Regions from separate parts of the Mus musculus genome. Here region 2 is linked to region 1. A link is a loop called in an ENCODE intact Hi-C map of the cell type or tissue named here. Cell type or tissue: gastrocnemius. All regions are shown on one strand. Links, peaks and the distances in the headings refer to the core of each region. The heading gives the core; the rest is flanking DNA. Region 1 holds the start of Thtpa (thiamine triphosphatase). Region 2 holds the start of Gm29776 (predicted gene, 29776).

Region 1 (14,785 bases), core at 3,654-11,653:
TGCTCCCTGCCTGTCTCACTCTTGGCCCAGGAGGGGCTGTAAGTCAGTCTGTAGCTCAGGCTCTCCGCAAGCTGTCACCTCTTGCCTCAGCTTCCCCGATGGTGGGAAACCAGCAGCAGCACAGCACTCTGCCTGTCTACTGCTCGTACTCCCAACAATGCCACCTCCGCGACTGTTGAACTGAGTCTGCCACTCACTCATGGCTTTTCAACCCGCCACTCAATTGCACTTCAAGCCATCGTCAGCTTAGATACTGGCTAGGTGCTGTAGCTAGTTTCTGGGCTTTTACCCAGGCGGTTATTCCCACCTAGGTCTCCAGAAATCCCACCATATTCATTCATTCATTCATTCATTCATTCATTCATTCTCTCTCATACACTCTCATGTACCAGTATTTTGTCTGTAGTACAGTACAGGAGGATGCCAGAAGAGGGCGTAAGAACCCCGCTGTAACTGGAGTTAAAGAGGTTGCCACCTGCGCTTTAAGTGCTGGGAAGGTAATCCCAGCTCTGTAAGCACAGCAAGTGTACTTAAGTGCTGAGCATCCATCACTCCAGCTGTCCCATTACATCTCTAATTCACATTCAAAACATCACTTCCTCCATTGACAGAAAGTTTCCCATTTATCCTCTCGAAAATCCCAGGATAGAGGTAAGGGCATGGCAGCTCACACAGGTAACCCAGCACTCACTCGAAGAGGAATGAGGAGTTCCAGGTCAAATTGGGTTACATGAGATCCTTGTGTCAAAACAACAAGAAGCAACAAAAGACAAAACAACTATAAAAAATATTCCAAGTGACCACTGAATTACTCCACTAACCATTACAACTCCCCACTTAGTGGGGAGCCATAGCTTGTGTTTTATCAGTCGCATTCACTGTCTACACTGGGAGGGGTTGGGAACTACTCTTCCCGTTCGCCACCCCCAAAAGCCTTCCTGTAGAGCTTGAGGTAGAGTCCCGCTTGCTGAAACTAATTCTGATTTCCTTAGTGATCGGTGGGCAGGAAAGGTGAGGTGGTCCTTTGGAAACTACATCTCCCATCATGCACCAGGCCCAGGATGCCAGGCTCACGCTAAGGCTCGAGATCTTGGCCGATTCCTGGGCTCCAGGAAAAATGCAGGATGAACAGCGGGCAAGAGGAAGCTCTCTCTTCTCTTGCCCACCGGGTTGGGTCGCACGTAACCTAACAGACCTCTCAGGCCTAGCTTGTCATCGGCACCGCCACACCGGTCTAATATGGCCGCTAGTGCTGGGACCGGTCTCGCGCGTAAAGAGCCTGGACTAAGGTCCGGAGCCGGAGACCGCTCCCGGCATTCCTCGCGGGTGTAGCGTGGGCACCCTTCCCCCACTTCCGGGTCCCGGGAGAAGGAGACCCTGGGGTCTTGAAGAGTGTCCCGAGGTACCGCTGTTTGGTGCTAGGCGAAGAATGGCAGATCATCCTGGGCAGTGAATCACTGGCCTTGGGTAGCAAGGTGTAGCGAGAAGATAGGTCATCAGCATTACGGCCTGTTTGCTAGGGAGCCTTTTGGGTTATCAGTAGTAGGATTTAACTGGAGACTTGTCACCATTGTTGCAGCCCGCAGAGACCTCCAAGTAGAGCCCTGTGAACCTGGAGCAGAGCTCTGGGACAGTGTATATGCATCTTAAATTGATCCAGGACTAGTCCGTCTTTGCTGACTAGTCCTCACCTTGAGCACTCAGTGAATACCTGGCAAACAGGGTTGCAGGTTAATATGGCCCAGGGCTTGATTGAAGTGGAGCGAAAGTTCGCTCCAGGGCCTGACACGGAGGAAAGGCTGCAGGAGTTGGGGGCCACCCTGGAGCACCGGGTCACCTTCCGAGACACATACTATGATACCTCTGAGTTAAGCCTTATGCTGTCTGACCACTGGCTGCGACAACGAGAAGGTAGTGGATGGGAGCTCAAATGTCCTGGAGTAACAGGTGTCTCAGGACCTCACAATGAGTATGTGGAAGTCACATCGGAAGCTGCGATTGTGGCCCAGCTCTTTGAACTGCTCGGGTCTGGGGAGCAGAAGCCTGCAGGTGTGGCTGCTGTCCTGGGCTCGCTGAAGCTGCAGGAGGTGGCTAGTTTTATTACTACGCGAAGCTCCTGGAAGCTGGCCTTATCTGGAGCCCATGGACAGGAGCCTCAGCTCACAATAGACTTGGATTCAGCGGACTTCGGCTATGCTGTGGGTGAGGTAGAGGCCATGGTGCACGAGAAGGCTGAAGTCCCGGCTGCCCTAGAGAAGATCATCACCGTCAGTAGCATGCTTGGTGAGGGAGACAGGTCTTTGTGTGCGCAGCATGGTGGGGGAGGGAGGCAGGCCCTTCTATGCTCAGGAACATGGTGGGTGAGGAAGACAGGCAGGCCCTTTGGGCTGTCCTTTTTTCTCACTTAACCTCACTGCAGGTCCTTACTGAGCCATAGAGGAGTGGAGGGAAATCATTTTTGTAAGGAAAATTGGTTTTTTGTTTTGTTTTGTTTTTTCGAGTCAGGGTTTCTCTGTGTAGCCCTGGCTGTCCTGGAACTCACTCTGTAGATCAGGCTGGCCTCGAACTCAGAAACCCGCCTGCCTCTGCTTCCCAAGTGCTGGGATTAAAGGCATGTGGCACCTTTTAATTATGTGCTTTTGTTTTTTGTTTTTTGTAGAGATTTTCTTGAAAATCTAATTTGTTTACACTTTGATAAGAATCCTTTCCAATTCTTTAGTAGCTAATTTGGATTTTATTCTTCCCGGTTCCCAATCTTCATCCTGGTTATCACTTAATTCTCCTAGTTCTATTTATTAGGTCTCTGCTTTGATCCTTCCCACAAACTTCTCTTTTCTCTTTCAACTTCCTACATGGTTATTATTCCCTTGGCTCTTTCTGTGGTCTTCTATGTAGCCCAGGAAAGGCCTTAAGCTTGTGGCATTACAGGTGTAGGTAGCCACACCTCGTTGTCCATGCTTTTGGCTGAGCATGACACTGGTATGGGGGGCGGGGGCAGTGGTGAACTCTTTGTCAGATGTTTCTGTTTCCATGCCTAGTTCTGAAATAGCTCATCTGCACACTTCTGAGATTGTGCACTGCACTGGGCCTGACAGCCCTGGAGGGCTGAGCCTCCTTGGAGACCACCCGTGGAGTTTCCCTGCTGTGGGTCAGCAGGCTGCTGTCCATTAGCGATGTGTGCATCAGGCCGTTAGAGTTGAGGTTCTGTGAACGCCACTCGCCACTCCACAGCCCCTGCTTTCCTCTGTTTCCCATAGCACTTGGTTATCTTCTGTACTCCGCTGCCTGTGCTCCATTACCAAGCTAATGAGCTTTGGCTTGCCTAGATGGGCTTGAATCTTGATTGGGAGAAAGCGGTAATAAATGAAGTGAGTTGGCTCCCCTGTCTCCGTGGCACAGGATGCTTCTCTACCATTTCTCATTGCTGGAGGAGAGGCGCTTGGGTGGCTTTCCAGCCACACAACCCGAGTGGGTTTTTGCAGGGAGGTTTTCACTTCTGCAGGGAATGGGTGGGTTGGAGAAACTGCCCTGATGGCCTCTGGATTTTTAGTACTGCCTTGCAGACTTTGGAGTCCTGGCTGGGTAGGCAGGGAACAGAACCGAAGCATGTCCGAGGGCTCCACCTGCTTCTTTCCTCATTGTCCTCTTGCCCGCAGGAGTGCCAGCACAGGAGGAGGCACCAGCCAAGCTCATGGTATACCTACAGCGCTTCAGGCCTCTGGACTATCAGCGCCTGCTAGAAGCAGCCAGTTCTGGTGAGGCCACAGGGGACTCAGCATCCTGACAACAGCGTTCACTTTCCAAAAGGGAAGGTAACTCTGAAGCCGCCATTCACATCCGGACCCACGGTGCTCCTTTCCCTTACAACGGAGCCACTTTCCCCTCCAGCTCTGCCTGGTCTTTCGCCCACTCTGAGCTATCCTTCCTGGAGCCCTCCCTGGCTGCTTCCCTCATCCGTCAGATGCAATCTGTGGGCCGCCCCTCTCCCCTGGCCGCTAAGCAGCCTCCATTGATTTCCGCTCGTGTTTATAGGATTTCCACTTAGCCGTGATCAGTAGTTAAGCACAGGAAAATCCCTTGCCACCCCCCCCTCCCTTGGTCGATGCCATTGATTCTGCCAGAGGCTCTGAAGCCGCCTTACAGCTGAGTTAGAGATGAGGGGAAACAGCGGGGATTTCCCTGCCCTGGGGTGTAGGGAAGAGCAAGAAGGTGGGGAAAAGGTTAGGAACTCCTTAAGGGATCTAGAAATTCAGGGCCTGCTGCTGTGCCGGGAGGGTAGAGTGCTCAGTGTGGCAGTTTAGAGAGAACATTTGCTCTCCAACCCAGAGAGGGGTAGAAAGAAAATGGTCATTGTTGAGACCGGTTCCTAGGGTTTCAGGAAGTCATACTTCCTGTGGAGAAGGCACCACCCTTGCTCTTAACACATTTTTTTTTCTCTCAACTAGGTCAAAACAGGCCTCTCTTCCCTTCTCACGCTTCATAGACTTTATTTGTTGGGGAGGAGGCAGGCTCTCTATATTGCCTTGACAAATATAGGGTCTGAGTGCCACCTGCTGGTGGCCCTCAGGGTTGTGTCCCAAGCTGAGGGTGCAGAAAGATTTGAGAGGAGCCGAGGCAGTTATGAGGCAGGCAAGCTTAGGGAACAGGTTAGCAGCCTGGAACTCCACTTGGTTTGAGCTATGCACACCTCTCATCTCACTGCCACTTGGCATCTTAGGACCCTCAGCTGCACGCACCATGCACACACATTCTTCTAACAGTGCAGCCAGGACCCCGCCTGTATCGAGTAGCACTTAGAGCCCACTTCAGACAGTAAATCTCTCTTTCCCCAGCAGCCATCAAAACTCCCCTTCTGTGGACAGTTTTATTCAAACACTTTAGGACATACCCCAAAGTAGGGAGCTGATTAGGCCTAAACGGGTTTGGGGTAACCTGTGATCTTTGGGTGACCTTTTGAGGAGAACTCCCTATGGACCGTCCTATGCCTGTGCAGAATGAGTTAGCTTATGATTAAAGTCAGCTGCATCATGGGAAGGGTTACGCACAGAGAAGAAAGGCTGACAGAATCCAAGCCTGTCAATGAAAACAGAGAATCACTCAAATTATGCCACTTCACAGCTAACACCTTCGTTCCCTGAGACTTTATTAAAGGAACACCGGGTGACTGCCCTGGGCTCTTAAGACTGTGGTCATCACCCGTTTACAGAGCACTTCTAATTTGTACGCTCAGTTTGCCTTTAAATAAAGTTTACTTCGCCATTTACGTGGGTCTTTATTTCCGTTCCTTGAACACCAGGAGCCTGGAGACACCCAGGCCAGACACTGACCACAGTCGGTTACTGCCACGTCTCCACAGGCAAGTTATCCACCTCAAAGATCTCCTGTACTGGCTGGCCAGAGTGGTTGTAGGTGAGGCGCAGCTTAAGTCGCAAAGGTGCCTAAAAACAGGCAAGCAGAGACCAGGGTCAGGTCTCCTATTGCTTCGTCCCTCTTACCCGCAGCGTCTGACAACTCACCTGGTTAGGATTGAGGATTCTGAAGACCTGGGTGATGGGAAGACCACCCTGAGCTGGAATTGTGTTCCCACTGGGGGCCTGTAACTGCAGCTGGAAACTCTGAACATGGGAGATTTGGGCAGAGCATTGTAAGGCCCCTGGGCTCAGGCAGTCCTCCACATCCCGTGGCTCCCAAACATTTTTGGATAACACCCCAATAACACAATCACTCCTTTCCCATTATACTCTGCCTCCCACCCTCCTCCATTTCTTTCTGGCCTCTTCTCCTGAAATTCCCTGGCTACCTCTGAATGCTATTTTTTTTTTTTTCTTTTATTGAAACAGTGTAGCTCAAATTGGCTTCAAAGTCACTATGTTAAGGCAGGTTGGCCTCAAACAATGAGTCCCCCTGCCTCAGGTTTCTAAGTTCTACAATTACAGGCACCAACTATCACACCTGGCTAAACCCCACTGTTTTCAAACCTTGGGCACAGCTGCCTGGCAAACGAAGTGGGTAACATCCTCCTTTGAGGAGTTGGTGGTGGTGGCAGTGACTAAGAGCAAAGCAGGGGTCTCCAAGGGCCGCATGAAAGAAAGATCCAGCTGTAGGCCCTCACGCTCAAACACTCTGACACTGGGGATGGGAGCTGGAGAAGGGAGAGAGGCAGCTCAGTGCATGGGCTTAAGATAAAACACCCAGCCACTCAGCCAGTAAAAATGGAGTGAGCCAGTCTTGACCCTGCAGCTGCCCCGGATCTAATGATAAAAGTAGACAAGCTAAGGCTTGGGCTGGCCATCTAGTTGGGGAAAGAGAAACATCGAACGAAATACAAGATAATCATGGCCGTGATGAACCAAGTTAAACAGGAGAGGGTAGACAGATGGCATTTAGCTGAAGAGTGAGTAGTATCCGCTAGTAGCAGTCCTTTTGGTGTTGGGTAAAGAACGTGAAATGTTAAGGGTTTGAGGTGGAAGGCTTTGGGGAGTTGAAGAGACCAATAGAGTGGGCAGTGGGAAGTGATAGTGCAGGCTGGAGTGGAAACAGGCCTGCAGACTGGGGTGAGAAGTACAAGTACATTAAAGATGGGACCGCCATGGACCTTTGCCTACTGAGATGGGTGTCCCTATCCTTGGCTCAGAGAGAGAAAAGACCCATTTCCACCCCACTTCTATAATGTTTCTCCCTTAGCTGAGGCCTACCTGGGGGTGGCGGTGTACAGGGAAGGTCAAGGAGATGAATTAAGGCTTCCCCTGGGGAAGGAGTCTGAGGAGGAAGATGCTGGGCATGCCCAGAAGAGAGAGGCTCTGAAGTGTCACCCAGGAGATCCAGTAGATCTAAGAGTTTGGTGGCCTGGGAAAAAGGGCAGGAGGTCACGGCAGGGTGTGAACACCCACATAAGTCTTCTCTACCCAGGTCCTCCCACCTCCTCACCTGGGGTTCTGTGGGGGCAGGGGCTGTCACTTCCAAGGGCTGGGCTTCCGTTTGCTTCTCCTTCCCTCCCTCTTTAACGTGGGGGTCACCACGCTCTACAAGAGGCATCTTTTCTAGGATGGCGGCTCTGAAGGGATGGAACGCAAGGGTTCCTGTATGAAGCACATGCTCTCACAGAAGCATTTGGGAAGAAGACCAAGGACACAGGGCGGTGGCACACAGGGTCACAAGTGCCGTCCTGGCTTCCTAAGACAGGAAGCCAGTTGCTGGTCTTCCGACAACAGATGAGGATGGGAAACCAGCTTGCCATCCACTATGGATGGGAGGTGAGTCGTTCCCCCCCCCCCCCCCAAGAGAGGCTCTGAAGAGCGCCCTGGGAGTAGAGAGTCTGAAGTTCTACCTGCAGGCCTCAGGACACACCTCATGTGGTCGTACTTCTGGAAGAGTGTGTTATACTCCACAGCCCGCTGTTGCAGCTCTAAGTCCACACAGCTCCCGTAGATGGACACCACCTGGCGAATACGACTGGGCCACCGTGTGGCCTGTGAGAGGCAGTGGCGGTCGGCCTGCTCTTCCACTCCAGGATGAGAGGGAAGGGAGAGGCCTCACAGAGTAAGGAGACCCCTGATATATGTGGCTCAAAAGCAGATTCCTAAGGCTAGGCGGGGAGAGGGATGCGTGCCTGGGGACTTAGTAGGCCTGGCGGAAATGACATCTTTAAAGGGACGGGAGCTCCCTTCTTACTTGTTGTCTCCCCGGAGTCGGGTGCTCAGCTTCATGAGGGCTGTGATGGCGTAGCCCCGAGTGGCTGGCAGGGACATATGGGACTGCAGCACCTTTTCCAGCAGTGCTAGCACGTCCTCTTCTTCCACCTTCAGGTGTGGACAATAGGTCATGTCTGTCCTGGAGAATCCTCCCCAGGGTATCACTCACTCCTCAGGTCTCACCTGAAAAGGCTCCGTCTCCTCACAGTTACCTTCCAGCAGGAGGTCCCCATACTCGCCAATGCACCAGGCTGCCACCTGAACCAGTGGTTGCTGGATGGGAGATGAGACACTGAGGGGCTGGTCTTGGGGTTGGGGCAGGGGGTGAGGTCCCCTCTTCTAAACCCTACGATGTCTCTTTACTGCAGGGCAAAGAAGGTTGGGTTGGCAGGGTAGAGGAGGGAAATTTAAGTTTGGTAGCAGGCTCCATCTTAGCATTTTTGGCTACTAATGCCCTCTGGTGGGCGAGTACCAGAACTACATGGCTTGACCACATGACAGAGCCCTGAGAGGCTCTCATAAGAAAACAGGGATGGTTTCTACTTACTCTACTTAAGTTGACAAAGGGAGTTATGGATATCTTAGGGTGGCCCCTGTTAGTCCACTGGACACTGAAGGTAATAATATAAATGACTGTATGTGCCAAACTTAATATATCTCATGTGATCTCAAAGACAGCCTGAGAGGTAGGCATTCTAGAAAGTTGAGGACATGGAGCCTAAAGGAAATAAAAATTATTTATCTGGAGATGCAGCCTGTAGTCACCAGGGGCAGGACAGAAGCTTAAGTAAAGGTGGGCTTGGTCTTTGGCCATCTTCTGTCAATTCCGCATGTGGGGAAAAGCATTCAAATTTGAGAAGGCTGGCCAGCTGGACCTAGGGAGACAGGAGTGATACCTGGGAGATATCCTCTGCTAAGGCACTGTAGAGACGGCGCACAGAGTAGGTATGCAGCTCCTCGGCCTCTCCAATCAGCTGGGTCAGGTTGGCCACTGCGTCATCCCTCACATGGGCTCCTGCCTGGAGAGGGGTGGATGTGGCCAAGTCAGCGTTCTGCCAACTCCTGCCCGACTCCCTGCCTGGCCCCCTCTTACCGTGGTCAGCACGTGCAGGATGGTGTCTATGTGCCATCGCTTGCTGGGAGCAAACCTAGGGGACATGGCTCATCAGTGCTGTCACTGCCCCTCCCCAGGCCGCAGCCTCTGACTCGAAGCCATTTGTCACTTACCTCTCCGCAGCCAACAGAATGCCTGAGGCACAATCAGCCCGAAGATCAGGGGGGCAGGACTCCAGAAAGGCCTGCAGCTCCTGCATCATGGCTCGTACATTGGAGCTGTTCACCAGAGCCAGGCTCAGCTCCAGGGCCCGCCTGGGGAGAGAGAGGCATCCCTGCAGATGGCTCCCGGGTTTCCAGGCTTCTTTTCCTCTAGTTCTTATGCCAGATGCTCTGAGCTGGTTTGAGTTTCGGCCACCAGTCACTGTGTCCTCTGCCCTGTCCCCTTCTCCCTTCTCCCTCTGCCTACCTGCTAAGGGAGGCGTCCGTTTCCTGTAGACACTCCACCACAGTGGACCGGTGACGTTGTACAGCACTGTGGTCAGACTGCACCAGCTGCAGCAATGATGTCAGAGCCACATACCTGGTCAGGGGAAGAGAGGCCATATCACACAGGGTCATCTGCCTTGATACCCTGTGTTGCCCCCTCCCCAGTATACCTAAGAGGTAGGTGGGTCAGAAGGGAGGAATGCCCAGGTGTCTAGTGGTACAATCTAGCCAGATCCTGGCTGTTACCTAATATTCTTGTCATTGTTGAGCAAGAAACGACCAAGAATGTTAACAGCTAGAACCTATGGGAAGAAGAAGATGGAGACAGTCAGGGAAGAAGCCACTTGTTCAGTGGGATCTCCTCCATGATGGGGGTTAGGGAAACGCCAGGGACCAGGACCAGCTGAGGAGGTGGGGCCCCAGCAGAAGAGCACATGAGCACGGAATGCTACCCGGAGGCCAGCAGCAGAGTGGATGGCCATGATGGTAAGCACTGTTTCCAACAGGACAGCGTTGCCTGCATTTCGGCTGGTGTCTGTGTTGGTGGCGACCTGTGGGGATGGGGAAGAGGTTCATCTGTATAGGGCTCTAGTGGTGGCTGGAAGGTGACCACTGTGCTCTGTTTATCTTCCAGCCCCTCACAAAGCTCCCTGAACCCCACTAGATGTTAAGGACTGCCTACACACCAGGGCAGCAGCACGATGACAGACTATAGCCGTCCTTCATGGAATTCATAGGTGTGTGTGTGTGGGGGTGAAGGCAATTACATGGCCTCTGTGTGGCAAATGGTCATGTGAGGAATGTCCAGGGCTGATGGAGGCTAAGAAACCACAAGGCCTAAGGTGTGCCTCCTACCTGGGCCAGCAAGTCGTTCATGGTCTCGCTACTTTCTTCATGGTTCCGTCCCAGGATCCGAAGTAGGCGGAGTATCTGGACCTGAAAGAGATTGGATCAGAGTGGTTCATAGGGTAGGGTCGTGGGTCCGAGGCAAAAAGACCTAGCATTGTAGACAACACTGCAATGGGTCTGACTCCCTTTTACCTCCACAGGTCCCTTGGATGGGAGGAGGTCAGAGTTACATAGAGTCAGGGGAGTTTAGAACAGGAGGGTTTTTCTCTCTGTAGCTGTGGCTGTACTGGACTCACTCTCTAGACCAGGTCTCTGCCTCACATAATTCACCTGCCTCTGCCACCATACCGGGCTTTGGAATAGGCTTTTTTATATGGCTACCAAACTGGACTTTCTTGTAGCCACCTTTCATTTCCCCAGTCTTACGATGACTAGAGCAATCCTGAGTTTGCTCCCTTCTTACAAGGACTGGGCCAAAATGGGAAGTGACCACTGGCCATGGTCTTCCTGGGAAGCCTTCTTTGTTCTGGGAACACAGCAAGTAAGGCTCAGCCCACCTGCAAGAAGGGGTCGCTGACTCCAGAGATGCTGTGCTCCGTGGAGTATCCTGTAGTCACCAGAGTCCGGAGGATCTGTACCAGCTGCGGCACTACCTGGAAGAAGGGCGCATCCAGCTTTGTCTGGGCTCTCCCCGTCTCTTCTCAACCATCAGCCCCAATTGCGCGCCCACCATCCACCTCTGCCTGCCCCACGGCCCCGCCCCTTCGCTAGCCCACCTTGCGAAAGTGCCTGAGGGCTGCAGGGTTTCTTTCACAGAGCTCCGTGATCAGCGTGACTGTGCCCAGCTGGATGCCTGGGGTCAGGGTGGGGCAGTGAATGGTGGGCCAGGCCATGGGACACTACTACACGTGTGTTTGTATGTGTGCACCGCCCTTAGCCGACGAGCTGGGTTTCTTGATTTGCTTTTCATTTCATCTATTAATAGCCAGACCGGAAGTGGACAGCGGACATCCCTGGGCCCTTACCATGATGACGCTCACGAAGCAGTTTGGTACAAGGTGGGAGGAAGATGCCGGAGAGCTCAGGGTCCTTCCGGATCATGTGCACTGCAGTCAAAATAGCCTGCAGAAGTCAAGGGCCTCAGAAAGGGCCACCAAGTTAGAGTCCACACCTCTTCCACACGGTGGAACAAGTTCTGGAGAGGTAACCGCCCACATCTCACCTTCTTCCGCACATAGGGACTGGGCTGCAGAAGCAGCTTTTCCACCTCAGGGGCTAGGTCCCGGCACATCTCAGCAGAGCCCATGGTACTCAGAGTACACAGGGCCAGGCCTTGAACTGGCTGGTTCCCTTGGCTCAGGTCACTGTAAGGTTGGAAGGATGGTCAGTCAAGTCTGAGAAAACCAGTTTGTTGCAGTACTGATAGCAGGTAGCCCGCTGGAATTTTGCAGTTCCCCCTCTCCCAGCGCCCTGATTTCAAGTGCCCCAGAACCCTCTCACTTCTTGATGCTGTTGGTGATGAGCAGATGGGAATCGTGCCTCTCATCCAATAGAAGCATGGCCCCAAGGTAGCCCACCCTCTTGTCTGTGAATCTGGGGGAGGCGATCAGTTTCAGGCACTCCATCTATAGGGAAGGAGGCAGACCAGGAGGGCAGTGTGAAACCACAGGGCACTAACTTCCGGGCTACAATCTCCTTTAGGCCAGATTAACTTGTGAGGGATCATATTTCATCACTCTCTCTGTAACCAGAAGCTTAAGTGTGGATCCAGATGACAGCAGGCAGGTTTCAGGGACCTGTGTAGGAGTGGAGTCTGGAAAGGGGATGGGGAGGTGCTGAACGGGGCTGGCAAGAAATCACTAGTAGGGTGATAAAAGGTTCAGAAACTAAAGGATTTAGCTGGGTAGGGCGGGGCATGCCTGAAAGTCCCTACACTGAAACGGAGGCAGGGTTTTCTCGAGTTCCCAGTCCGGGCTATAGAGAACCTGTTTCGAAACAAAAAAACTGGAGGAAAAAAACAAAAACAAAAACAAAAAAACAAAAACCACAGCCTGGGTACAAACACAAAGGGGCGCACTGGCCATCTTCCTCAAAATTTGTAGCCATCCCAGGCCAGTACCTGTCCAAAGTGGGCGGGGTAGCCCAACATGTGGACGTAGAGCAGTTTGGCCAGCTGGCGATGCCTCTGCAGGGGATCCCCATCGCGGAAGGAGGCCCGAATTTGGGCGCACTCCTTCTGGATCACCTCCCGTTCCTGGGCCTGCGTCTTGGCCCCGCGAATCTCTTCGATTAGGTCCTGAAGTCTCAACGAATGCACCACCATCCTGGGGACAGAGCCCGGGAGTTGAAAAGACTTTATTTCAACACGTTCTAGCCGGTTGGATAGAATTGCCTTGTGCCAAGATCTCGAAGGGATTGCGTCCCACCGCCGCCCTAAAACTGTGCCCACTTTTACCTCCCACATGTACCCGGGGGCCACCCTCCCGCCTCGCAAGGACATCCCCACTACGCATGCGTCCTTGCTCCACCCTGTGGCTGTTTCTACTGAGCCTGCGCTACAGACCAGTCTATTTCTCGCTCTTCTTCCCGGACCAGTTTCTCCTCTCTAGTTTTCCTTCTGGTTCTCTGTACTATTCCCTTCGCGAGATTTCTTGCCCCCATTCCCACTTCAGAAGGCACTAGTTTCCCAGTCCCAAGCTCACCTGGCTTCGGTGTCAACTTTGCTCCTCTACCCCCCACCCAGCACTTCCTGGTATGGGACAGAGCTGGGGTTGGTGCTCGGTTCGGGGCCCTTCCCTCTTCCCCGCCTCTATCACGGGACCCCGCCCCTCTAGGGCCTCCCTGCTGAGTCGTCTTGACATTTCTGACCTCTGGCCTGTCTCTGGCACTTTGGTAAAGGAGCCTAGAATTGTTCCATGATTGTGGCTCCCCCAGGGGCCTCACTTTTCATCCACCCCACCAGGTGGCACTCAGAGAGCTTGAGTCAGAAGCCATCGCACCCCAAAGGAGATGACAGTCCCCCCCTTTTTGGAACTTTTTTATTAATATACTTTTTTTTGTTAAATTTCTTTGTTATTTTTTTTTTCCTGCAAGACTTGATGTTGGCGGCACTGTTGTATAACTTCAATCCCAAATTCCATGAAATAGAAATCAGAAGTAAAGATTGAGAAGGAAGGAAGGAAGGGAGGCAGGAGGAAGGCAGGCCAGGGAGTAAACAGAGGTTGACTAGAAAAATAAGAAGAGTGTGTGTGTGGTGGGCATTCCTGGGCAAGGCCATTCCTTGAGGAAGGGATTGATTGGCAGGCAGCTTGCCTCTGCCTCATGCAGGGTAGGAAAGTCCCCCGGGGTTCCACAGTCCCCTCTTGTACAGCTTTCTGTCCCCAGAGGGAAAGTTAGTCCCAGGGATCAGCCATAATCTCAAACAGGCTCTCCCCCCAACTCTCGTCCGGGGTTGACACCCACCTCTGCCCTGCCCTGTGTGGGGCAGCGGCTTCCTCTGATTCCCCGTTAGCTCCCATCTCGCAGGAGTCTACGCGAGGGGTTAGAAACTAGACTTGTGACAGCATCTGCTGCCCTTCAGCCCTCAACGTGTTCGCCCCACAACTGTCAGAGCTGAGGACTGGGGTCCTCGCTTGCTGCAGCGCCTCTAACCCTCTGCAGAAATGTCTTCTTCAGTCCCCTTAGGAATTTAATCAAAGGCCACAAGTGAGTCCAGACCAACCAAATAAATTTTCAGGGGGGCAGAGAAGGGTAGAGAGGTGAGTGGCAGAATCTGAAGAGGGGCGGGCTTGGTTGCACCAGATGGTTTTTCGTTGCTTTTCTCAATACTCTTGGCTTGGCGTGCCATCCTTGGTGGTTGGGAGAGGGACTGGTTGAGGAGGGCAGGAGAGGGAGCACGGGGAGTTTCCTGTTGTTCGCTCCCCTTTTCTCCCTCAGGGAAGATCAAAGTAGGCAAGAACTTAGGTAGGTTCTGGGAGGTAAGAGTGGAGGGTACTTTTCCTGCAGCTTTCCCTTGGGGCCAGTGAGCCCCAAGTGGCTCAGGCAGTGCCTTGTCTGGCCACCCAATCACTTCTTATGCATTTCCTTTCTCCCCTCCACTCAGATTCCAGGAGATTCCTCAGGACACCAAACCCCCACCCTTGGTGAAGTTTTGATTCAAAGAAAAGGTTGGGGAGGACATGGGGGGGGGCAATGGTCTGACTTAGATTTGTGTATCTCAGAGGAGAGAGCAACTCTGAGAGAGAACAGCCCTTCATATGTAAACAATCTAGAGAGAGAAGGGGTCAGGGTGGGAAAGAAAAACCAGGAAGACCAGAGACGGGTCCAGAATAAATGAGACCATCTCAAAGAATAGAGGGAAGGAAGAAGCGAGAGACCAAAAGAAAGGGGCCCCGGAGATAGGGGAAAACACAAGTGGGTGGAGGAGGAGAGAAGAGAAGGCAGGTCGAAGGTCAGAGTGGGTGCAGAGGCAGGCAGCCAGAACCCGAAGGAAGCCAGGATGTTGCCTCAGGTGAGGAGCTGGGAGAACAGGAAGGCCAGGCTGAGGTCCAGCAAGGCCACGGCTCCCACCACCAGGGGGTTGGCAGCTCCCTAAAGAGACAGAGAGTGAAGCAGATTCAGTCCCGGAAGGCAAGCATAGGTCCCACCTCCCTGCTCTGGCTTTATCAGCAAAGCTGAAGGGTCCCAGACACCTCCCCACACAG
Region 2 (14,785 bases), core at 3,183-11,182, 400 kb before region 1:
AGGGATCTGTAAGAGAATAGCACGGTACAGGCCACAGAGTCAGTGACTTGCTTAGGGCTACTGTCTAAGGAAAATGGCATATGCTTGACCAGTCATGGGCTAAGGAGAGGAAAAAGAAGGAAAGGAAGAAAGGAAGGTTGGCCAGGGCCAGAGAGTGCAGCTTAGTGAGTGCCTCAGGGTTGATCCTCGGCACTGCTGAGTAAATGCATAAATAGAATAAGAATAAGACATTTCAAAAAGCCAGCTGTACATTAGGCTTGGTGGTTCATGACAGTAATCCCAGGATACGAGAGGCTAAGGCAGGAGGATTGTCAAGAGTTTGAAGTTGACCTGGGCTATATAGTTAATTCTGAGCCAGCCTGGACTACAGAGTAAGACTCTAAAGAAGCTAAACAGTAATTGCCAGCCAAATATTAACCAACTTTCCTGCCTGTGTGCTCTGACTACTCATAAAATTCTCACCTGAACAGCCTTCCCCGGAAGGCAGGGGATCCACGGTGATCCCTCCACTTGCACCTCGTAGGCTCCCTTGTGGGTGCACTGATGTAAATAGCAACAGCCTGTGGGATCTTCAAGATCCGGAGCTGTTGAGGGTTGGCTGGTGTGTTTGGAGAGCACTTGGGAGGTAAGGTTGGCAAGGAAGCAGCGACTGTGCCTATGGTAGATCTCCCCGTGGGGGTTCTCCGCTCTGGTGTGGAGTCCATTCTCTTCCTTCCAGCATTCACTCTGTGGTTCAGAGAAAAGGACCGAACAGCGTGATGCCGAGAAGTTGACACCTCTTGGGCCTGCTCCGCCTCTTCCGTGGTGCACTCACCCCTTTGGCTAAGGGTTTGTATATGCGGCAGCCTTCTAGTGTTGAGTCAGAGTCACAGCTTCCCTTGTCCAGGTGCAAGTAGTGACAGCCCAGGCCACTGTGTAGAAGGAAGGGATACTACAGAGTTGACACTAGGTTCACTGACAGTCGTATTGTCCCCTGCCCACTCAGCACACACCTGCCGGTGCAGAAGAAATCTGAGGATCCAGTCCTGCATGTGCTCACCAGGCCAAAGTCTGGACCAGAGCCTGCTTGTGCAATAAGACAAGAAAGCACGCGGAGATGAAAGCCCAGGCTGGGCAGAGTGGTGTATGCCTTTATCTTAACACTTGGGAGTAAGAGGCGCTCTGAGAGTTTCAAGCTAGCCTGGTCTGCAAAGTGAGTTCCAGGACAGCAGAGCTACATAGCCTCAAAAACAAAAAAACAAAAAAAAAATGAAACCGCAGAGATCCCTCTGCACCAGCTCTGCTCAGTTTGAATTATACCTTAGTAGCAAGCAAGCAAATGACTCAGACTATCTCACTTCCCAACAAGCTGACTTGGGCGCAGCTCGCTCTTATTCCTTACCCTGGCCCCACAAAAGTTCCTCTGCGGCACTGTGGTTGACCTGGTACCAGCCTGAATCTTCAAAAGCAGCAAGGGTTACTGGGTCAAGTCGAGTGTGCTGGGCACCATGGAAGGTAGCAGTCATTATAGATCCCTGAAGTAATCTGGATTCCCAGTGTGAAGACAAAGAGCCCTGCTGGGTAAGGTAGCAAATGGCTGATTGCTGTTGGGCTAGTCCCTCTTTTCTTCCATCATCCCAAGGTGTTACTCTCTCTCACTCACCTTTTCTTCCAAAGGAGCTCCCTGCAAAGTCCCAGGCACCCCCAAGTGTTTGGCTAGGCTGTGGCTGACAGCTGGGGTGGTGAGAAGCAGTTGTCCCCGTTCATCTCGCCGGGTCACCTGTTTCCTCGTAGAACAATTCTCTCTAGCTGGTTTCAAAAAGGGAAGAAGGCAACACGAGGAGAGTAAAACTTAGGGAAGGGTGGAGTAGAACTGGAAGGTGGTGAACTCCCTCTGGTTGACATCATAGGATGGCCATTCCCACATTCCTTCCATTTACCACTGAGTCCTGATGGACAGTCTCGCCACATCTTGAAGAGCTGTCCAGAAAAACCCAGGGCATGCAGCAGTTCATGTAGTGTAGCCTAAGATCAAATGGCTGCTGAGCAAGGGTCTGGTTTTGTAGCAGAACCCTAGAGCCCTTCCACGTAACCAGCTCTTCGTAGAGCTGAGGACACCTCCTCTTCCATTCTCAGGAGGTTCTCCCACTCCATGGGAGACTGCTACCCCCGGCCCTGTCCCCTAGTCAGCATGCAGCAGTCACCATGACAATATCATCATGGCTGAGTGTTGGGCTTCTGAGATGTTGGCCACAGTAGACGATGGTACCAGCGAGGGGCCTGTCTTCTGAGTCCAGCTGGCAGCAGGCAGCATAGGCTATGACAGAGGGCTGCAAACAGGCCAGGGGAAGGGAGAGTGGAAAGGAAAGTGAGATAAAACAGGTAGAGGGATTCTTCTTGAGGAAAAAAAAAAAAAGGAAGCAGGGGCTCTATTCGGTTCTGCTGGGGCAGCACCCATGGGTAGCCTGGAAGATTGTTAGCCCCTACACAAGTCAAGCTTTATCAGACTACTCCAGACTGCTCCCAAAGAAGTGTAATTCAGTAAAACTGCTATCTCCATGTCCCTCAGCAAAGATTAACATTAAGAGCAAGAGAGCAAGGGAAAAGAGCATTAGGTTTGAGCCTCACCTCTTTGTGACACTTGGAAGTGTGGGCAACCTGCACATACAGGAGAAAGTCAGCATTTTGGACTCCGGGGCCATCTGGTTGGATTAGCTGGGGCAGACCATGCTCTGGCCACAAGGAATAACCACGCAGGTGGGCATCTGGAATCTGTCAGAGAATGAAATCTAGTATAAGCTTAGCTGATGGGTAGAAACTAGAAACTCCAAGAGGATGGAGATATCTCGGGGCTGCCTCAGTACCATCCGGGTAGCCAATTAGAGTCAGATTTCTAGATGGGTAGTTATAACTCAGAGCCCTTCATAGCATGGGCAAGGTTCAAACCCGAGTTTAAGAAACCTGAAGAGCAGAGTTACACCTCTAGCCTCCCCCTGCTCCCCCCCCCCCCGCAGATCTCTGCTTTAATGTATTTTGAGGAGCATGGCTGGATAGAGTGTGCATTCCTCTGAGGAACAGGACAGGAGGACAACTCCACACATCTGAGATCCGTCCTTTTATGTGCTGAGGTATTGGGAAGGTCTAAGTAGGTTAGAGCCCTTCAGATCCCGGAGACTGGAGAGTTAACCTCACCTTTGCTCCAAGGCAACTCTCTCCTTTGTACCCTGGGTTCAAGATGCTGCACCTGTCAAAAAAACGGATAGAAGGGAGCTGGAGACATAGATGTCTTTGAAGAAGACATTAATTGTTAGCATTCCTACTAGGCTCTGCCTAATAGCCTGGTAGGCCTGGCTTGCTATAAAAGGAGCTGTTTGACCCCTCCTCCCTCTCTCTGTCCCTTCTCTCTCCCGACTCTCTTCTCTTCCTGACACTCTCCCCTCCTCCCTCCACCTGTCCCTGCCCCCTCGACACTCTCTGTCTCTATTCCCCTCTCAACTCCCCTTTCCATGCCCTAAATAAACTCTATTTGACATTACCTCAGGGGGAAGGGATGCCTCAGCATGGGCCCTCCAAGGCACCCCTCCACCTCACCATACCATGCTCTAGAAAACACATACTTGGATTTTTATAAAACACAACATTAATGATAGGTTATTTGTCTGCCATCAGTGAAATGAGCCAATTTGAGCCAGATTAGAATATATTAAAGGTAGGTTTATTGGGAAGTTGCATTCAGGCAAGTTCGCTGGCCTCAAGGACCAAGGCCAGGGAAGTCACCATGGGAAAAGGGAGGGGTAAGAGAGGGAGAGAGAGAGAGAGAGAGAGAGAGAGAGAGAAGGAGGAGGAGGAGGAAGAGGAGGAGGAGGAGAGAGGTAGAGAGTGAGAGCGCAAAATGTCTGGATTACACAGGGAGGAACCTCTGGGGAAAAAAGCAGCTTAGCCCTTGGGTTGGAAAGTTCAGAGTTGGGGGCAGGGTGTGGCAGGTAGGGACTGGGGGATGCTGGGAGAACCTGGAGGCCAGGTATGCTTTGGTGTGTAAAATATGCACCTCAGTCCCTTGTCCCGGGTCCAAAACCCAACCACTAACAGTGACAAACTCACCTTTGGTAGTTAGGGGTATCTGGGTCTCCCCAGACGGCGTGGCAGTATTGTGCAGGGTCTCGACTCAGGAGCAGAGGTCCTTGTACCGGGAGAACTTAAGACACGAGCACGGGTTCTTCACCTCATTGTCTCCGAGTTCAAATCCTTTGCTGTGAAGGACTCCTTTTAGGCCCCTCAGCCCTCCCTGATACTTCCTGTATCCTCACTTACCTGCTAGGATGCCCTGAATCCTTCGAGTGGTCTCTGTCACGGCAGCCAGGGCTCGCGTTTCCCCCTCAGGATCCCAAGCCTCACCGGGCACAGGAGCTCTTGAGTAGTAGGTTTGGATTCTAAGGGGTCGAGGCTCATGGGAGCCAGGGAGAGGAAGGATTGAGGAGCGGAAGTGGGTGGGCATTTGGGAGAAAGGAGGCCTAAGAAGGCGCACAGACTTCTGGGTCTCCTCATGCAGACATCTGCCTGTGGCCACCCCAAGGAGGAGTAGCCGCCACATCTTCATTCCGTGTCTCCTCAGCCTTCTTGGGTCCAGTCTCCTGAGGCAAGCTCACTTATTTCTCTCTCTCTCTCTCTCTCTCTCTCTCTCTCTCTCTCTCTCTCTCTCTCTCTCTCTCTCTCTCTCTCTCTCTCTCTTCTCTCTCTCTCTCTCTCATCACTCGCCACACCCTGTGCACCACTCTCCTAGTTCTTAGCAGAGTTCAAACTTGTTGACTGAATCCACAGTTTCCCACTAGGAGGTCAGATATGAACCACAGGGGTTGAAGCCATCTCCTCTAGGGGGCTAAAGGGGGGTGCTGGAGACCAGGAGTGTCATTTCAGAGCCTTCCGTTTATTTTTCTAAAGAGGGGTTATGCCACATCCCCCAACCTCTGCCTTTCTCAGTAGGAAGCCTTGGGACACCCCCTGCCCCCCAAAATAAGGAAACATTAGGGGTTTAAAGGGTGAGGAATGTGTGTGTGTGTGTGTGTGTGTGTGTGTGTGTGTGTGTGTGTGTGTGTGTGTGTGGTACTTTTTGTTTCTGTTGGTTTTGTTGATGCTGTCCGCGGATGCCTGCTATCTCCTGGGTGGCGAGCAAACAGGTCCTGCACTATTCTGGGTCAGCCTCTAACTAAGCTGTAAGACTTTGAAGAATGTCCTGCACCTGTGAAGTACTGTCAGCAGGTGCACAACTGTCATGTAAGTTGACTGCCATCTCCTTTGGGGGGCTGTGGGATAGGCCTAAGGAGCTTGGCAGAGTCCACCTACTGGTTCCCAGGAGAGGGAAGATAAAGGCTCAGATGGACTTAACAGAAGTTCAAAGAGGTTCTTTTGAGAAGCCCTGTGTTATGAGGAGACTCTCTGTTTTCTTGTCCCTTACGGTGCTTTTCTGAACTGTCTTCTCTGATTGGTCACCATTTCCCCCCACCCCTTCAGCCAACTCCCACCTTTCCTGTGAGAAGCTCCTACTTTACTCTGGGAAGCCTTTCTTAACATCTCCAGCCCAAATTCCACACCCCTCGGAGGTGGGAGGGAACAGTCTCAGGAAGCCTCTTAGATCCTGACAAGACCTGCTTTCCCTCAGTACTTCCTGGCTCAGGCGCTTTTTCCTCTCCTAGAAGAAGCCTACTCCTGTCAGGTCTTCAGTGTGGGCATTAACACCTAACTATTATTGTGTGTGTGTGTGTTTGTTTTTGTTTTGTTTTATTTTGTTGTTTGAGACAGGGTTTCTCTAGCCCTGGCTGTCCTGGAACTCACTCTGTAGACCAGGCTGGCCTCGAACTCAGAAATCCGCCTGCCTCTGCCTCCCAAGTGCTGAGGTTAAAGGCGTGCGCCACCACTGCCCGGCTCCTATTACTGTAACTTCTTCTCTTTCATAGTGTAGCTCAGATGGACCTAACAGAAGTTCAAAGAGGTTTGAACTTGTGACCGACCCTCTTGCCTTTGCTTCCCAAGGGCTGAGATTACATGTAGCCGTGCACTGTCGTGTCTGCTCCACTCTTTTGCTTTGAAGCAGGGGATAAAGTCACATATGTTAAGACGAATTATCTAGTGAATGACATAAGGACTAGCGTTTATCTTTTGTTCATTTTTAGAGGCAGGGTTGCTTTGTGTAACAACCCTGGCTCTCCTGGAACTTGCTTTTCTAGACCACGCTGGCTTTGTGCTCAAAGAGATCCACCTGTATCTACCTCCTTAGTGCGAGGCCTAAAAACGTATGCCAACACGCCTGGTAGAGTTTATTTTTATTTATTTTTTGAGGCAGAATCTCACTGCGTAGCCTTGGCTGATCTGAAACTCTCTATGCAAACCAGGCTAACCTGGAGCTCACAGGGATCTACCTGCCTCTGTCCCCGGAGTACTTGGGGTCTGGTCAAAGGTGTGTACCACCACAGTTGGCTCAGGACCAGAGTTCAAAGGGAACTACTGGCTTCTCTGGAAGCCAAATGTATTTTTACATGTGACAACTGTGACAAGGGAAACTCCCCACTCTGGAGCCCAAGACTCTCTGCCACTTTCTATTCCTGTCATCTTGACCAAGTGCCATAGCCTTCCCATTATCAGGATGATTGTACTGTAAGGATCGCTGTGAGGAGCAAGTGAGTATCTGTAACGCACAGACAGTGCCCAGGGCACAGAGAGACAGCTCAGCAGCTAAGAGCACGTTCTGTGTTTCCAGAGAACTCTTGGTTCCCCAAACCCATGCTGGGCCGCTCCCATCCACCTGGAACTCCAGCTCTTGGGAATCCAATGTGTCAGGCCTCCATTGGCACTCACGTGCACATACAGATACACATATGCATACTTAAAAATAATAGAAGTAAAATTTTGGAAAAGAAAAAAAAAGCACGGCCCAGCTTGTGATAACGGCTAAGTCAAGAAAAGAGTAGATAGTATGTAGATTGGGCAAAGTCCTGCTTTCATGCTCACCAGAAGGAAAAAAAATTACACACACACATTGGAGTTAGAGAATTTAGGATTTAAAAATTGATTATTAACAGGTGAGTTTATATTATATTATTAACAGGATACTCGTGTTCTTTCTCTAAGACAAATACAGCTTTCTCTAGGTGTCTGAAGATCCTTTTCCCTGAAAAACAAAACAAAACAAAACAAAACAAAGAACTCCCAATATCACTTAACGTGATGAATCCAGTTGGCCTGGCTCTCCAGGTTCCTGGCTCTTCTCTGTCCCCACTCTTATTCTTTGCTGCCTCCTGGTGGCCATGCTGAGAAAGGCATGACCCTGCTGGAGTAGGGAGTCGGGGTGTGGGGTGGGAGTGGGTGGAACTTGCCCCATACCTGCATGAAAAGTTGCAGCCTCTTCCCTCATTGCATTTTTCCTCCCCCGCATGCCTATACGCAGATTATGTGATACCTCACAGGTCGGACAGAGCCTACCATAGGAAGTGTCAGCTAGCTCAAGTGCATTCCTTTAGAACCTACTGTTAGCCTTGCACGGATGCAGGAAGTGCCTGGAAGACATCCCTTGCTCCCACTTTGCACTAGATCCAGCTTCTCTGCCCATTATTCACCGGACAGAAGAGATTCTGTTTCCCAGCGGCAATTCTTTCACATCTTTAAAAACAGCTTTTCAAAGATGTATTTTTGTGTGTGTGTGTATTTTGCTTTTATGTATACATATGCACCACGCGCATGCCCAGTGCCTGAGGAGGTCAGAAGAGGGTGTCAGATCTTGTGGACGTGGAATCACTGTTGGTGGTTGCCAGTCACCATGTGGATGCTGGGGACTGTACACAGGTTCTCTGTGAGAACTACAGGTCCTCTTGACCACTGAGCCATCTCTCTCCAGCCTTCTTTGACATCTTTTTAGCAGGACTTATATATTACCCTGACTTTTTCTCTTATTTTGAGATAGGTTTCACTTGAACTCAGGTTCCTCCCCCCCACCCCCCACTTCTCCCCTCTACCAAAATCCAGCACAGAGATAGCCCAAATGTATCACTATGCCCAATTGTACCTTTTTACTTATTTATTTTTAATTTTTGTTTTTAAGATTTATTTATAGCAAGGAGGTAGTGGAGCATGCTTTTAATCCCAGCATTTGGGAGGGAGAGGGAGGTGGATCTCTGAGTTCCAGGTCAGCCTGGTCTACAGAGTGAATTCCAGGCCAGCCTGGTCTACAGAGTGAGTTTCAGAACAGACAGGATTACACAGAGAAACCATGTTTCAAAAACAAACAAACAAACAAACAAACACACATTTTATGTGTATAATGTTTTTCTAGCATGTGCGTGTATGTGGTGTGCATCACATGTGAGCCTGGCATCAGATGGTGGGGAGCTGGAGTCACAGGTGGTTGTGAGCCATCAGGGGAGTGAGCGCTGAAACCGAACCCAGAGCATTGGCAAGAGGACCAAGTGCTCTTAACCACTGAGCCTCTTTGTCATCCCCAGCTCCATGTGTGACTCTGTTTTTCTACCAGACTTCAGACTGAACGCCTTGTTCGTCTCTTTGAAGATGTATGAAGCAACCATGGAGGGATGGTGGAGGTGAGAGAGTAAAAATGAAGCAAGAGAAGGAGGTGAGGGGTTACACTAAGAACAGCCATTGTCTGATCAAGAAAGCTTTGTGTCTGACATTGTTCCAAACATTATTCTCCTATGATTCTTTTACAAACCCTAGGAAGCTTAGGTATTATTGATACCTAACTTTACAGCCGAGGTGCCGCAGAATTAGACATTAAAGCAGCCACGTGGATTTCAACCCTCACAGACTCCTGGTCACATCTACTGTCCGGTATGGCTTCTCGGATTCATCCAGGGGAGCAGAAGTCACATTGGGATGAGAAGAGAAACCGAGGAGATGAAGGGAAACCAGAGAGAAATTGGAGAAGGGGAGGATTGCTCCAGGGGAACAAGAAGTCGGAGGTTAGTGAGACAAGATGTGAGGGAGGGAAGGTGGCCTGAGGAACAGGGTCCCCAGAGGTGGTGGCCCTGCGGCGGTGGTGATGATGTAACCATGTGCAGCTCCCTCAGCGCGCTTCTCTCTCAGATTCTTCTCCCTTCCACCTCGGACACTCTTCTCCTCCGTTCCTCTCGACTGAGACAATCTGAGGGCTGTGCCCAGAGCCTTATCATCAGCAGAAACTGAAGCATCTATGAAATAACGGAATCAAGCACCCTTCTCTGATATGATCTCTTTTCCTTATGGTTCGTTGCTAGGTTGGCTCACTGCAGCTGTTGGACAAACTGGCTGGGGGAACAGTGACCCTTCTTTTCTTTATTCTCCCCTTCTCGGTCTTAGGGTGTAGACTTGCCATCAGAATTCTTTCCTGAATCAATTCAACTCCCCTCCCTTGTCTATCCGAACCACCCTGCCTCCCTGGTTAAGCGCCAGCCTTAGATGGATCCAGCACTTGCCTGCATTTGTATTTGAGCAGCTGAGGACCACTAGAGGAAATCATTCCAGCAGACAAGACTATGGCCTGGCCGCTCTAAAACACTTCCCATCAACTTCAATTGTATGCTCCCAAGTCAGAAATCTCAGCAACGGCTCTCTCTTCCACCCTTAGCAATTGGGGTTTTAGACCTTCCGTCTGCAGCCTCCCCTGCAGCCCAGCCACTTTAGGAACCACTTTTTTTCCCAGTGGAAAATAAAAGCTGCAAGACAAGAACACTCTCGGTCTGTGATACACCTTTCATTTTTATTAAGATGGGGGCAGATTGGCCTCAAACTTGCTATTGTCTTTCTTAGCCCCTGAATGCCAGGGTTGCAAGCCTGCTTCATCATGTCCAGCCAAAGCCTTTAAAAAAAGTTATCACCATTTTTGGTGTTTTGAGACAGGGTCTCACTATGCATAATCCTAGCTTTGACCACTCTATGTAGACCAGGCTGACCTCAAACTTATCTTCCTGCGGCTACATACCAAATGCTGGGCTTAAAGGCATGTGCCATCAGGCCCAGTTCAAACCTGTGTGTTTTAATTTATTTTTATGTTTGTAAACATATAAGCATACATGTTTAAAAATATTTATTTAGGAGGCTGGAGAGTTGGCTCAGCAGTTAAAAGCCCTTCTGCTCTTGCAGTGTTCCTAAGTTGGGTCCCAGTATCCACATGGTGACTCCAGAACTTCTGTAGGGGCGGGGGACTGATACCCTCTGACTTCCTTGGCACTAGGGATGCCTGTGGTGCACACATTTATATGCAAGCAAAACTCTCACACAAAATACAATAAATAAATCTAAAAACAAAAATTTAAAAATAGTGGTGTGTATGTGCATGCACGAGTGCATGTATGTGTGTGTGTGTCTAAGTGTGCGTGTGCGTGTGTCTAAGTGTGCATGTGTGTGTGCGTGTGTGTGTGTGTGTGTGTGTGTGTGTGTGTGTAGCTATTCATGTCATGGTACACACAGGAGTTGGTTTGGGGATCAGACTATGTCAGGTTTGATAGTAAGTGCCTTTGCCTACTGAGCTATCTTGCCAACACCCTATTTCTATTTTTTTAAAGATTTATTTATTATATATAAGTACACTGTAGCTGTCTTCAGACACATCAGAAGAGGGTGTCAGATCTCATTACTGATGGTTGTGAGCCACCATGTGGTTGCTAGGATTTGAACTCAGAACCTTCGGAAGAGCAGTCAGTTCCCTTAACCGCCGAGCCATCTCTCCACCCCCCACCCCCCATTTATATTTTTATCTGTCTCTACGCTTTTCCTTCTAAGAGAGAAAGAGGAAAGAGGTGTTCTCTTCTTTTGGAAGAGCGGTCCTTCCATTATGATCCCACCTGAGAGCTGGGCAACTCCAGCCTCAGCTCTGCTATGCCTCATTCCAGGCATCCCCGTCTCTCCCAATCCAGTCTGCCCGGCTCCAGCCGCACTCTGTGCCGGTGAATGGATGGGAATGATTGTCTTTATGTGGGAAACCCTGCTTTTTGCCAGACTTACCTCTTGAATTCTGTTCCTTGTTGCCTCAAACAAGCCTTTCCTGGCCCTCACATTAAAAGCAGATGCCTGCATTGAAACCCACCACTGGTGCCAGGTGTGGCACTACACTCTGGTAATCCCAGTACCAGAGAGGCCGGAACAGGAGGATTAAGAGTTCAAGTCCAGCTTGAACTACCATAGTGAGACCCTGTCTCACAACAAACAACACTTACCAGGAATCACCTCTGCTTTAGACACGGTGCCCACAATCTAGAACTATGTCTTTGTGTTTCCATGCTTATCTGCTGCCCTAATCAACTGTGAATTCCCCAAGAGCTAAGATTACCCTTGTTTAGCCTTCAGTTCTACAGTAAGTAAAGCGCCTGGCCAAGGTAAAACAATGAGCTTGAGGAGAAGGAAACTGAGGACAAAGGAGAGCGAAAGATGTTGAGTGTGATGAGTTGTGTCTGAAATCTCAGCACTCAGGAGGCTGAGGCAGGGAAATTGCTTTGCATTCTAGGCTAGCCTGGGCTTCAGTTGTAAGTCCCTGTGTCTCAACCGACACAAATAGAAACAGAAAGTGAAGCTGTTGGTGGAACAGCTTCTATGGTCCAGGTAGGAGGCTCTCTGTGCTAGCCTGAGTAAGCTTCCAGACCCTGAGTGAGCTTCTAGGAGCTTTTCCTTTTGGGGCCATGATACTTGGGAGGTTTGAAGGCAGGGCAGGTGGGTGGAGCTAGCCTTTATCTCCGAGTGCAGCCCTAGCTAGCCTCAGATGTTGACAGCTGGAGCTAGCAGGGGTTTTGCAAACCTTCCCAGTTGCAGAAGGCCAGCAGTCTGTGGGACAGGTGGGTGGAGCCGAGCTTATCTCCCAAGTGCAGTCCTAACCTCAGATGGTAACAAAGGGGGAGCTACTGGGAGTTTTGCAAACCGTCCCGATTGCAGCAGGGCTGGATGGCCTGGCTAGGGTGACCATGACACTAGGTGTTGGCGGGTGCTGGGTGGGTGGTGGTGATAGGGATTTCCAGTTTGAGCCTTTTGGATGAAGTTTAGCTTTCAGGCCACTGGGGTAGAGCCATGCTCTATTTGGCTCGCCTCTACCTACATCATACTTTGGTTCTTTTAAAGACAAGTAGAAGGCCACAGCTCTGCAGGTGAGTCTTGCCCTGCAAGCAAGGCCTTTCCTTAACAACAAAGGACCGTCCTTGCTCCCTCAAGTCACAACTGATGGCCATTTTGATGAAGTCAAATTGCCTCTTTTCCTTTGAAAACACCAAACACCTACCTTCTCTCCTCCATGGAGAGACTCCCATCTGCCACTGGTGTTCAGAGCTCAGGCTAGGGAGTTCTGTCCAGGTTAGACCACTTTCACTTTCGAGGAGGAGTTGGCTTTCTTAGGAACTAGTGAATGTCTAAGGGGGCTACACAGGCCCTGGTGTCTCATGCCTATATTCTAGTGTCTTCTCACAGGCTTGGAGCGGGGCAAGCAGTGGAGGTGAAGAGGCCTCTTTCCACCACAACCCCGACCGGGATCTTGCAACACTGGGATGGGGGCCCCCGGGAGTGAGGCAATCTCTGGGGGTTGGGAGGTGTGCATAGAGGGGGGCAGCTTTCACAAGCACCCGCTGACTGACCTTGGTAGACTCACCTTGGACAGCTTCCTCCCTCGCGGTATCTGTATCTCCCCACAGCCTTCCTTCTCCCTGGCCTCCCTGTAGCCTGAGATCGCGTCTCAGTTCAGGGCTTCTGTCCATGACCTCAGCTCTGCTCAGGAAGGAAAAGGGACCTTTTTCACAAGAAGAATGGATGTGGCTGGGGGTGGGGAAGGGTCGCTTCACTGCTTTTCACAGGTCCCCCAAACCCCAGGCTTGGAGCCTTTGCAAACTGCAGCAGGACTTGGCCAAATGCCCCTCCCTCCTCTCCTCCTGCTGTGTCCTTTCCCTGTGGACAGCCCTGAGCGGTCATGCTTAGGGCAGAGATAAAGCAGCAGGCCTTGCCTCGCCTTGCCTCCTAGCTCCAGCTTTGGGGCCGAGGGAACCGCAGGAGGGTCATTTGTCAGCTCCTTTCTGACCAGGAGGCATTTTCTGGAGTTTGTCCTTTCAGGTCATCCAGCCTAGCCGCGGCTCTTTCCCCGAGCCCACAGTAGGGCTCTTCCTTGTGCCCACAGTAGGTCTCCTCCCCGTGCCCACAGTAGGCTCTGAAGCGCATCAACCTTCTGGGAAGTTTTTAGGTTTCAACTTAAATCTCACCTCCTCCAAGAGGCCTTTAACTTTCCTCACTGAAATGGTATGCTTGTTAATTTGAAATCCCTGGCAGGCACACTCAAGTGGGATAATGAGAAGGAAAGCACTTTATCCAGGCACGCAAGGGGAGGCTCGGGAAGCCTCAGGAATGGCAGGTACCAGGGAGGGCTCCAACAGCAGTAGAGTCATTGCCATACCAGGCCCCAAGGGCAGGGGAATGCCCAGAGAGGGGCCATCACAGAGTTCTGTCTTCTTCTCCTCTAGCTGCCCTGCACCCTTACGCCAGTCTCCTCACGTCAGGGGAAGCCTGTTGATGAAGGGAGCAGAGCTGCCTGGGAAGGGACAGAGAACGGTGGGTGGAGGGGCCATGGGAGACAGGAGGCATGCTGGCTCCTCATCACCTTTTCCTTCCTATTCCTGCAGCTGTCTCTTTCTCGGGAAGGATGCTTGAATAAATTACTTTGGCTAAAGCCAGCTAATGGCAGACTGAGAGCCTCCTGCAGGTGGCAAGACATCTCAGGATAGAATCGGACAGGAGGAGAGTGAGTTTGGCTGGTCTTTGTCATATCTTATGGGGAATCTCACTGGGGAGATGACTCTTCTTCAGCCTCAGGGCCAACTAGAAAGACTCCTATCAGTCACTCTGAGGATTGACAGGTTGCTGGGGGGCTGGAAGGAGATACAGCTCAGAGCTATTGGGAAAATGCTCAGGCAAAGCAGCCCCCAACATCTAATGCCATCTCTAATGAATGGGGAGACCTTAAGGGGAAAGGAGTGAATGGGGAGGCTGAGACACCAGCTGTATTCTGCACAAACTCCCTGTGCATCCCAGCTACCCCTAGGCTGATGGAGAAGTGAGAGGATTTTCCCAGGTGGCACAGAGATGGGCAGCTTCATCTCCTACTCAAGTAGTGTCCATCAGTCCTTCCACCCAAAGGTTCAAGTCTCCCCTAATCAGCTGAAGGCCTGAGGACACAGGAAAAAGAGGCACAGAGGCACAGAGGCAAAAGGGAGCCAAGGTTAGCTAGCCTAGATGGTGTTAGCTTGGATTAGCCTGGAGGTTAGGTGGAGGGTGTGATGGAGAGAGCTGTGGGCAGCATGTCAGTATCTCTAGGCGTTCATTTGGACATCTTGCACACAAGATGCCTGGGACACTGTGAGAGTTTCTACCACTGAAATCAGAAGTGGAATGGACCTGTGATGATCCATACACACACAAACACACACACACAAACACACACAGACATACACACACAGACATATACACACACATAGACACACACACAGAGACATACACACACACAGACACACACACACAAACACACACACAGACACACACACACACATAGACACACACACACAGGCATACACACACACAGACACATAGACACAAACACACACAGACACACACACACATAGACACAGACACACACACAGGCATACACACACACACACACAGACACATAGACACAAACACACACACACAGAGACACAGAGAGACACACACACACACAGACACAGACACAGACACACACACACACGCACAGAGTTGCTCTTATCCTGTCCAGTCTCTAACATTGTGGGGGCAATTCACAGTGGTGTTC

The links. Hi-C counts contacts between places; a loop is a spot of excess contacts. Peaks named below come from ENCODE experiments on the same cell type or tissue, not always from the same donor. Only the 100,000 strongest peaks of a DNase experiment are listed, where the experiment ranks them.
Region 2: a loop joins it to region 1, with 2.7 times the contacts of the local background. A loop is called at or near these places in 2 of 42 quality-filtered maps.

Annotation. Positions count from the first base shown.
Region 1 is chr14:55,093,724-55,108,508 of GRCm38, forward strand. Thtpa (thiamine triphosphatase) reads left to right here and starts at 1,061. Exons shown (of 2, transcript NM_153083.5): 1 at 1,061-2,283; 2 at 3,657-5,272. The coding sequence starts at 1,737. The coding sequence ends at 3,784. It overlaps Ap1g2 (adaptor protein complex AP-1, gamma 2 subunit), which reads right to left and starts at 12,870. Exons shown (of 22, transcript NM_007455.5): 1 at 12,785-12,870; 2 at 12,202-12,406; 3 at 11,583-11,707; 4 at 11,305-11,446; 5 at 11,108-11,204; 6 at 10,859-10,935; 7 at 10,640-10,735; 8 at 10,089-10,169; 9 at 9,686-9,784; 10 at 9,480-9,535; 11 at 9,214-9,327; 12 at 8,919-9,059; 13 at 8,785-8,839; 14 at 8,588-8,710; 8 more. The coding sequence starts at 12,405. The coding sequence ends at 5,337. It overlaps Jph4 (junctophilin 4), which reads right to left. Exons shown (of 6, transcript NM_177049.5): 6 at 13,103-14,672. The coding sequence ends at 14,589. In gastrocnemius, for the core only: CTCF peaks have their summits at 4,562 (motif pointing left) and 8,164 (motif pointing left); DNase peaks (open chromatin) are centred at 4,558, 7,947, 8,106, 8,780 and 2 more places; H3K27ac peaks cover 478 bases.
Region 2 is chr14:54,694,236-54,709,020 of GRCm38, forward strand. It overlaps Gm29776 (predicted gene, 29776), which reads right to left and starts at 4,598. Exons shown (of 14, transcript NM_001370892.1): 1 at 4,291-4,598; 2 at 4,081-4,174; 3 at 3,172-3,223; 4 at 2,608-2,751; 5 at 2,184-2,309; 6 at 1,920-2,004; 7 at 1,643-1,788; 8 at 1,382-1,553; 9 at 993-1,062; 10 at 815-911; 11 at 463-726; 12 at 1-6. The coding sequence starts at 4,576. In gastrocnemius, for the core only: a CTCF peak has its summit at 7,282 (motif pointing left); a DNase peak (open chromatin) is centred at 7,273.